Linked DNA regions of Homo sapiens: region 2 is linked to region 1. Evidence: chromatin loops called from intact Hi-C (ENCODE). Cell type or tissue: PC-3. All regions are shown on one strand. Each heading gives the region's core, and the rest is flanking DNA. Links, peaks and the distances in the headings are about the cores only.

The links. Peaks named below come from ENCODE experiments on the same cell type or tissue, not always from the same donor. Only the 100,000 strongest peaks of a DNase experiment are listed, where the experiment ranks them.
Region 2: it touches region 1 in a loop (2.7-fold over the local background); 1 of 110 quality-filtered maps calls a loop at or near these places.

What each region holds. Positions count from the first base shown.
Region 1 is chr1:117,223,549-117,228,935 of GRCh38, forward strand. No RefSeq gene overlaps it. Among named protein-coding and RNA genes, the nearest start is that of VTCN1, 15 kb to the left of the region's middle. In PC-3, for the core only: no CTCF peak of the experiment used is centred there; a DNase peak (open chromatin) is centred at 2,553; H3K4me3 peaks cover 430 bases; H3K27ac peaks cover 2,092 bases.
Region 2 is chr1:117,163,986-117,169,372 of GRCh38, forward strand. All of the region lies in intron 2 of VTCN1 (V-set domain containing T cell activation inhibitor 1), which reads right to left. Among named protein-coding and RNA genes, the nearest start is that of VTCN1, 44 kb to the right of the region's middle. In PC-3, for the core only: no CTCF peak of the experiment used is centred there; a DNase peak (open chromatin) is centred at 2,286; H3K27ac peaks cover 1,548 bases.

The DNA of each region.
Region 1 (5,387 bases), core at 328-5,327:
CAATGAGAACACATGGACACAGGAAGGGGAACATCACACACCGGGGCCTGTTGTGGGGTGGGGGGAGGGGGGAAGGATAGCATTAGGAGATATACCTAATGTTAAATGACGAGTTAATGGGTGCAGCACACCAATATGGCACATGTATACATATGTAACTAACCTGCACATTGTGCATATGTACCCTAAAACTTAAAGTATAATAAAAAATAAAAAATAAAAAAATAAGGACACCATTCATATTGGATTTAGACCCACCCTAATGACCTCATTGTAACTTGAATACCTCTCTAAAGATCCTAACTCCAGGCTGGGCACAGTGACTCATGCCTGTAATTCCAGCACTTTGGAAGGCCAAGGTGGGCAGATCATGAGGTCAGGAGTTCTAGACCAGCCTGGCCAACATGGTGAAACCCCATCTCTACTAAAAATACAAAAATTAGCTGGGTGTGGTGGTGTGCACCTGTAATCCTAGCTACTGGGGAGGCTGAGGCAGGAGAATTGCTGGAACCTGGGAGGCAGAGGTTGTAGGGAGCCAAGATCATGCCATTGCACTCCAGCCTGGGTGACAGAGCAAGACTTTGTCTCAAAAAAAAAAAAAAAAAAATTCTAACTCTAAATGAAGTCACATTCTGAGGTACTAAAGGGGGATGTTTAGGACTCTAGTATATCTTTTTGGGAGGTGTGATGGACTGAATGTGTCCTTCCAAAATGCATATGTTGAAATCCTAATCCCTGATGTGATGGCATTGGGAGATGGGACCTCTGGGAGGTGATTAGATCATGAGGGAGGAGCCCTCATGAATGAGATTTAGTGCCTTTATAAAAGGGACCCCTGGCCAGACACGGTGGCTCATGCCTGTATTCCCAGCACTTTGAGAGGCTGAGGTGGGCAGATTACCTGAGGTCAGGAGTTCGAGACCACCCTGGCCAACAAGGGGAAACCTGGTCTCTACTAAAAAAATACAAAAATTAGCTGGTCGTGGTGGTGGGTGCCTATAATCCCAGCTATACGAGAGGATGAGGCAGGAGAATCATTTGAACCTGGGAGGCAGAGGTTGCAGTGAGCTGAGATCGCGCCATTGCACTCCAGCCTGGGCAGCAGAGCGAAACTCCATCTCAACAACAACAAGAACGACAACAAAAAGCTGGGAGACCCCGGAGAGCTCTCTCACCTTCTCTCTTCCATGTGAGGAAAAACAAAAGGTCAGCAGTCTGCATCCCAGAAGAGAGCCCTCACCACAACCTGACCATGTTGACACCCCGATCTTGAACTTTCAGCCTCAGAATTGTGAGAAATACATGTTGGCTGTTTAAACTACCCAGTTCATGGTACTCTATTAAAGCAGCCCAAATGGATTAAGATAGTGGGACACAGTTTGATCCTAATGTTCCCTGGAGGATTCCCACTTTCCTCCCTATCTCCACTCTGCTGCTCCTGACTGCACACATGCTCTCTGCTCTGAGCAGGATGCAAGATCTTGGAGAGAAAGGTTGGGTGTGGGGTTAATTTGGCTCTGAGACACATCATCACAGGCCAGTGATGATGTGCCGGCCTACCTGGTGAGATGGGCTCCCCAGCCTGCTTCTGGCTCCAGGTGTGTGCTTTTTCAAAGCTGCACATCAACAGAAAGGACGATGATGGAGGATGAAATGTTCCCAATATTTGCTGTCCCTAAGGTCTCGGGAGGATTGTACTTTGCTACCCTGTTGACAGCAGGATTGGTCATGTAACTTGCTTTAGCCAATGAAATATGAATGGGAGGGACATGGGCTATCTCCAAGAGGAGGCTGTGAGAGGCAGTGCATGCTTGGTTGTGCTTTCTCTCCCTCTGGGCGAGACTGGTAATGGAAGACTAGATGGAAGTGGTCCACTGGCCTGGGGCCTGGAGGAAGGTTCATATGGAACTGAGCTTATGCCAAACCATGATGGGCACATAGAATGAGCCAGAAATAAACCATGCTGTTAAAAGCCACTGAGATTTAAAAGTTGTTTGTTATTGGTCATAACTTTGCCAATCCCGAATGAAAAGACAACCTTCCCAAATAGAGGAGAACTAGGCTTTAGCTAAGAACATATATGTGGAGTGAACACAAAGGTGAATTCTAAATGGATCAAACTTTATATGTGATAAATGAAGCCGTAAAAGTACTAGAAGAAAATAGGAATTACCTTCATAAGCTGAGAGTGGGGAAGGGCTTTCTAATTATTATTCAAAACTCAGAACCTTTGAAGGAAAAGATTGCATTACAAACTGCATTACTTAAAAATTTCATACTTGATAGAAAAATAAACTAACACCACTATCACCAAGAAAAGAAATAAAAACCAAGCAAACAAATGTCATAAGTGTGGTAGATTGTTTGCAAAAATAGCCACAAAATTCCTTCCTTTTATTCACATCTTTGGTATTCCCTTCCCATCCTAACTCTAGCCTTGCCATATTACTTGCTTTAGCCACAGGGACAATAACAAATGTGATGCAAGTAGGGTCTTAAAGCACGTGGGCATTGGTGCTTGCTCTCTTGCTGTTTCCTGGAACCTGTGACCACCATACGAATACAGATGAACTGTCTCAGCGGAACCCAAACCATAGAATCTTGAGCAAACAAGTGACTGTTGCTTCTAGCCAAACAATTTTGGGATGGTTTGTACACAGAAAAAAATAACTGACGTAAGGAGCAAAATCAACATGAGAAAGTTATTTGCAACTCATACCACAAACAAAGGGCTTAGGTTTCTAATACACACTTTTCCCTATGTAAATTTCCTTCTTATAAAATATGAAAGCCCAACAACTCAGTAGAAAAATGGGCAAAGATTATGAACATACAGTTCACGGTGAAGAAAATACAAATAGTTGTTTAAATATATGGACATACGCTCAATCTCATTCATAGTAAGACAAATTCAGATTAAAACTCCCTCAAGATAGAATTCTTACCTGTCAGATTGGCAAAAATACAAGGGTTTGGTAACATGCTGAGCTGGTAAAGACATGAGGAAACAGGCACTCTCATACACTGTGGGTGGGAGTAAAACCTGATGGAGGACAATTTGGCAACAGCTATGAAAATTACAAATGCACAAATTGTTTCATCTAGTAACTGTATTTCTAGGAACTTATCCTACAGTGTACTCATATAGAAAGTGACATATGCACAAGGTTATTCAGTATTGTTTATATGCAAATGTTTATATGCAATATGCAGTATTGTTTATAATAGCAAAAGATTGGCAATGACCTAAATGCCCATCAATAGGAGAATGCAGGCTGGGCACGGTGGCTCATGCCTGTAATCCCAGCATTTTGGGAGGCCGATGTGGGTGGATCACCTGAGGTCAGGGGTTCGAGACCAGCCTGACCAACATGGAGAAACCCCATCTCTACTAAAAATACAAAATTAGCCGGGCATGGTGGCACATGCCTGTAATCCCAGCTACTCAGGAAGCTGAGGCAGGAGAATTGGTTAAACCCAGGAGGTGGAAGTTGTGATGAGCCAAGATTGCACCATTGCACTCCAGCCTGGGCAACAAGAGCAAAACTCTGTCTCAAAAAAAAAAAAAAAAAAAAAAAAAAAAAGGACTGCATGGATTGCAAAGTACTGTCACAAACACTACCAGAACAGAGACAGCCTCCCAATAATCCTGTGGGTAGGTAAAGGTGGTGTATAGTCATATAATGAAATACTATGCAACTGTGAAAAAAATATGGAAGCTGGAAGGTACTGATATGAAAAAATACCCAAGATGTGTTGGTAAAAAATGATGTAAATTGCAGAAGTACATATATATATATATACACACACACACACACACACACACACACATTTGGATTTGCTTCTATATGCATAAAGAGACCAGAAAAGGATACACAGAAAACTAGCATAGGAGTCACAGATTACCCATAGGATGTGGTGGAACAGGGCACATAATGGACAGAAGTGGGAGGGAGACTTTCCATCATGTAGCTTTTTGTATTTTTTTAATTTTTGAAACTTGTACTATCTATTCAAGAATTGAAATAATAAAATTAAATATTTAGGAAATAATGTGGATGTAAAAAGTTGACCACAGGCCATAAAGAAGCTGAGGCTCAGAGAGGTTAAGTGTCCCTGCTGCTCACTGACAGAGTCAGCTTCTGAACTCAGGTCTGTCTGACCCTAAAGCCAGGAACTTGGGAAAGTCAAGGCTTCTCTAAACCTCAGATTTCCCAAATTTAAAATGGGAATCAGAGTCATGCCACCTCTACCTACCCACAGGATTATTGGGAGGCTATCTCTGTTGAGGTAGTGTTTGTGAGAATGTTTTGCAAACCATGTGGGGCTCTAACACCAGAAGCTCAATCAATTTCCACATAGTACATGATGTAAACTGTTTTTCTGGTCTCACTATTGCCAGCATAAAGGGCTGGGTACTTTACATATAGTATAACTTGATCTAATCCTCTTTCAGACTCTGGGGATGAAACGTTTTATTCCCATTTTAGAGATGAGGAAATTGAGACTCAGAAAGGTTTACTAATTTAGTTAGTGTGTGACACAAGTGGGATTTGAGTCCAAGTTTGTTTGACGCTGACGCTATTGTCTCTCAGTTATTGGAGGGGGTTATCCTACTCAGTCCTCAGGAGTGGGTTCCTCAATGCCTGATGGGCACAGAAATTCATCCCCATTTGTAGACTTGCTCATGCAATGCTTCCAGTGGATGGCCTCCTTTTCTTTTCTTCTTCTTTTTTTTTTTTTTTTGAGAGGGAATCTCGCTCTGTCGCCCAGGCTGGAGTGCAGTGGCATGATCTCGGCTTACTGCAACTTCCGTCTCCCAGGTTCAAGTGATTCTCCTTCCTCAGCCTCCCAAGTAGCTGGGATTACAGGTGCCCACCACCATGCCTGCCTAATTTTTGTATTTTTAGTAGAGATGGGGTTTCACCGTGTTGGCCAGGCTGGTCTCGAACCCCTGACCTCAGGTGATCCACCCGCCTCAGCCTCCCAAAGTGCTGGGATTATAGGCGTGAACCACCGCGTCCGGCCTGGCCTACTTTTCTTCTCTCTCCCTTCCCAAATGTTGCTGGTCCTTGCAAGCCCATATCAAATCCAACTTTTCATTTGCAGACTTTCATGACCACACCCTTAGCAATGACTTCTTCCTTCTTCATTATCCTTTTGTGTCTATATGCTTATTTCCTTAAATAATATTTACCTCCTCATGGTGAGAAACTTTATTCATCTTTGTAAATGAAATAAGGTATATAAAAGGCCTAGCTCAGAGTTTGGTACACAGAAAACAATACTCAACAAATGGTGGTTCTGTCGGTCTCCCTCACAGCCCCTAACATAATGCCTTGTCCCTGGTAGCCGCTCCACAAATGATTGCTTATTAAAAGCATAGC
Region 2 (5,387 bases), core at 180-5,179, 60 kb before region 1:
CTGTAGTGTGATAGGTCACTCACCAGGTTATTTAGGGGTGTATGTCTGCTGCTTGAACCCCAACAGCTGGGTGGTAAGCCAAGGCCTTGGTGCCCAGCTGAGGAGCAGATGTCCCTGAGAACCTAAACATCCCAGAGAGTATCTGAGAACACACCAAGAAAAACAGTCTCATTGCAAACACACAGCAGGCAAAGAGCCAGAAAACCAGCTTAAAAGCAGCTTAGATATGGGAGATGGCACAGATCTCTAGGGCTGTCTTGCTGCCACCCAGGAGTGCCCTGTATGTAAGTCCTAATAAACTCATTTACTCACCAAACTGGACTTGTCTAAGTCATTCTTTGGTCTTTCAACAGCTTCCCAGTTCTGGCAGGGGGGTGGGGTTGCGGGGGCGATACGGGACACATGTTACAGTTCCAGGTTTTGTTTGTAACAATTATTAGGAGGCAGCATCCTGTGGCTTCAAAGGAGGCCTTTCCTGGTTGACCAGGAAATTGTGCAGTTCCTAGGAGGTGCTATATGAATGCGTTAATAATAGCAGATTTTTACTAAAAGCATTGATGGCATCAATATAAATAACAATGGCAGCTGTTTATCACACACAGGTGTGTGAGTGGACTCTCCTTTAATTCTCACAATGACCCTGCCTATTTTACCAATGAGGAAACATTTAAGTTGTATCCCAAAGGATATACAGTTAGTGTGAGCGCTGAGATTGGAATGGCTCTGATTCTGAGATTCTTCCATTATACAGAGCTGTTCAAAGTCAGAGGGTGCGTGATAGCGCAGGGACTGGGCTGGGTATGGTTAGGGGCCTTTCCATCACGTCTCCTTCCTTCTCGAAGGCTTATCCACAAGGGTTGTCCTTTAACCAGGGGCTGATTGGAACCCCTCAACCTCTCTTTCAAATGGTCCACCGCAAATGCATTTTATGTTTTCTGGGGTTTTTATTTAGAATTTGTAAGGAGGAGGATGGCTATGAGAAGGTGGCATATACAGCATCAGGAGAGTTACAAAGAAATAGAATTTCTTTCTGTATTGGGGAAAAGTTTTATGTTTTCAAAAGCTGTGGTCTCAGGAATCATGCCTGCAAGGCAAACCATAAAACACCCTTCTCCACTACAACTCTGTGTGAACGTTGTCATTGGTATGGGGTGATGGGTAGGAGTGTAGGTTCGGGAAACAAATTCCCAAGGCTTGAAATACAGCCATGCTCACTTGCTGACTGTTGTGTGTCCTTCCACACATTTCTCATCTCATCATAGTAATAACATCTACCTCCTATTTGTTGTGTGTAGTAAGGCAAATCATGCATGCAAAGTTATTTAGTACAGTGAAGTGCATGAAGAAAGGATTCAAAAGATATCATCATGATAAAGTTTAGATATTTGTCTTCACCCAAATCTCATGTTGAAATATAATCCCCAATTATATTATATTGGAGGAGGTGCCTGGTGGGAGGTGTGTGGGTCATTGGGGCAGATCCCTTATAAATGGCTTGGGTCATCCCCTTGGTGATAAGTGAGCTCTCAGGCCCTGAGTTCACATGAGATCTGGTCGTTTAAACTTATGTGGCACCTCCCCACCACTCTCTCTCCCTCTTGCTCCTGCTTTCGACATATGACATGACTGTTTCCCCTCGCCGTCCATCATGACTGAAAGCTCCCTGAGGCTTCACCAGAAGCCAGGCAGATTCCAGCACCATGCTTCCTGTAAAGCCTGCAGAATCGTGAGCCAATTAAACTTCTTTTCTTTATAAATTACCCAGTCTCAGGAATTTCTTTATAGCAGTGCAAGAACGGCCTAATACATATCATCATCTGCTTAACGCTATTTGCTTAATTTCAATGTCTTATATATTAAACCAGCTAATATTTTATTGAATTCATTTAAAATGTGATAATACGATCTCTGATAAAGGTTATAGTCCTTTTAATAGAGGCAATTGAAAAAATCCAACTAAACAGTATTAAACTAACAAACTGCCCATTTTATCCAAATAACCAGCTGTCACCCTGTGAAATGGGAAGGAGGCAGAACACCTTTTTATTGGCAGTAGTAGAGTTTTAAATTTTTGATGGTACATTACTGGATTGAGCAGACTGTTACTTCCATCTATTCACACCTCCATGCATCCATCCAACTGTCCATTCAAAAAGCACTTACGGAGCACCCTGTGCATTCAAGGAGCTGAGTACAGTTCTTGAGGTGGCTGTCGCTATGCAACAGGAAAAGATATAAGTAGCAAACCTCCTGACTAACACAGGGAAGTTATGATATTGTGAAAATTCTTGCTAGGAGAGTCAACACCACTAACAACCAAAAGATAAACAACTCTCTTAAGAGTTCTGATGCAAAGCCAGTGAGCCTTAGGTCCAAGAAAGTTTAGTCATCAAGATTTAGAGTGACAAATAAATACTAGGGTTTTAGTTGAAGGTGATGTATAAGATCAGGAATAGGGTAAATTATAATTAACAGTTAAGCCTTAGTGGCCTGGCGCGGTGGCTCACACCTGTAATCCCAGCACTTTGGAAGGCCGAGGCGGGTGGATCACAAGGTCAGGAGATCTAGACCATCCTGGCTACACATGGTGAAACCCTGTCCCTACTAAAAATACAAAAAAATTAGCCAGGTGTGGTGGTGCGCGCCTGTAATCCCAGCTACTCTGTCTCAAAAAAAAAAAAAAAGAAAGAAAAAGAAAAAAAGAGTTAAGCCTTAGTGAGGAAGGTACCAAAATGTACTTTAGCATTACTATCTTTAAAAGTTATTCCAAAATATTTGGTTTATCAGTCTATATTTTATTTCCTTATAAAGAATATATATGTAAATCAGAGAGCAGTGGCTCACACCTGTAATCCCAGCACTGTGGGAGGTCGAGGTGGGTGGATCACTTGAGGTCAGGAGTTCGAGACCAGTCTGGCTAACAGGGCAAAATCCCATCTCTACTAAAAGTACAAAAAATTAGCCAGGTGTGGTGGTGCACGTCTGTAATCCCAGCTACTCAGGAGACTGAGGCAGAAGAATAACCTGAAGCTGGGAGGCAGAGGCTGCAGTGAGCCGAGATTATGCCACTGTACTCCAGCCTGAGCGACAGAGCAAGACTGTCTCAAAAAAAAAAAAAAGAATATATATGTATGTAAACATAAAATGTATATATACATACATGACATTATATGCATTTTATGTTTTTATATATACATTTACAAATGTTTTTGTATGTCTGTACTGAAGTATACAAACATAAAAATCCACACATCATAACTGTACAGCTTGAAGAATGATTATAACTTTATTCCATGTAACCATCATCACACCAAGAAATAGAACCTTACTGCCCTCCCAGCAGTGCCCTCATGCCCCTCCTCACTGCTACCTGCTTACTTGTCCCCAAAGGTAATAAGAACCATTATTCTACCTTTGACCAGCAGAGATCCATTTGCCTGTTTTTGAACTTCATATGCATAGAATCATACAGAACTTACTCTTTTGTGCTCTTCTGTAGTTCCACATTATGTTTTGCATATGAAAATGTACTCAGTCTCTGTCACCAGGAAACAGAAATTAAAACCACAAAATTCCACAACACCCAGTATTGGTGAGGGTGTGGAGAGCTTGATCTCTCATGCATTGCTGGTGAAGAGTAGATTGACTCATCACTTTGGAAAATTGAATGGCAGTATCTACTAAAAGCTATTTATTGGCCTTTTGGACATACTCCTTGTGAGCTGCTTTTTTAAGCACTCACACTCCTTGTGAGCTGCTTTATTTTGAGACAGTAGAAAAAGAATTGAAAGATGGCCAAGTAAAGCAGGAAGAGGAATATTAATAAAGATAAAAGCCAAAATTAGTAAAATAGGAATACAGATCAGAGAAAATATAAATAAGCTAAAAGCTGGTTCTTTCAAAACTACTATAAAGCTAACAATACCTTATAAATCTATTTTAGTATATGAGAGAGAGAGAAAGAGAGAGCAGAAGAAAGAAAAAGAGAAAGAGAGAAGACTAGAGAGAAAGAAAGAGAGAAAAAAAACCGAAATTATGAACAGGAAAAGAAATAAATTAACATAGGAAATCAATATTAGAACGAAACAGGCTAGTGAATTCAGAAACAGATCAGAAACAGAAACATAGGAAATCAATATTACAATGAAACAGGCTAGTGATTTCAGAAACTTGGTTGAGAGAAAACAACCAAGATTATGAACAGGAAAAGAAATAAATTAACATAGGAAATTAGTATTAGAATGAAACAGGCTAGTGAATTCAGAAACAGATCCCCACACATTTGGATACGTGATTTACGACCATGACGGTACTGAAGGGAAGTGGGGGAAGGACAGTGTGTTCAGTAGTGGTGCTGGGTTTATTGGATACCATAAGGAAAAAATGAATCTTGACCCCTCTCTTGTACTACATATAAAATTAACTTGAGATGGTTTGCAGATATAAATGTGAAAGACAAAACAATAAAGCTTCTACAAGATAATCTAGAAGAACATCTTCACGACCTTGGAATAGGCAAAGATTTCTTAAACAGGTTACAAAAAGCTCCAAGTATAAAGAAAAGGATCAATAAAAATTAAAATTAAGAACTTCTGCTCATTGAAAAACATCATTAAGAGAGTAAAAAAGCAAAGTGTAGAGTAGAAGAGATTTGGTGATACCTGTAACTAGTTTGCATCCATGATAAAGAAGGAATTACCTACAAATCAAAAAGAGAAAGACAAATACCCCAATAGAAAAAAATGAATGGAAGATAAAATACACATGTTATTTACTTTTTTTATTTTTAATGTAGAGACAGGGTCTCTTTTTGTTGCCCAGGTTGGTCTTGAACCCTGGCCTTAAGCAGTACTCCCACCTCAGCCTCCCATAGTGCTGGGATTATAGGCGTGAACCACCACAACTGGCCTAAAAAATATATGATTGATGACAAAGAAAGTGGGGAAGGGATGAATGTCTTTTCTAGCAAACACAACTCTAGCAAGTTTTCTTAGCTTCGACTTTGTGACAGTATTGAGTGCCAGCATGTCTACACTGGAGAAGCATGGCAGAAAGGCCACTGGAATATAGAAAATAAAGTTACGGAGCTTTGGTCACAGACTGAGTTAAAATGAATGTGTTGGACTGAGTCAGGTGGTTTATGAAAAAAAGAGCAGACAATTTGCCTCAGAGAAGAAAACTGCCAGCCTTAACTCATTCAGTGTCAAAATTAAAGCAGCATCCATAAAAGATGCTTCAGAGCAGTGGCCTATGCAGAAGAGGAAAGTGAAGAGACTCTTCTGCAACTGACATTGGCTAGATACGTTCAGAAACTAACCATCTGTGCTACAGCGGTATCTGTTTCCTACATGGTACAGTAGTCATGACCAGTTGTCTCTTTACCTAAG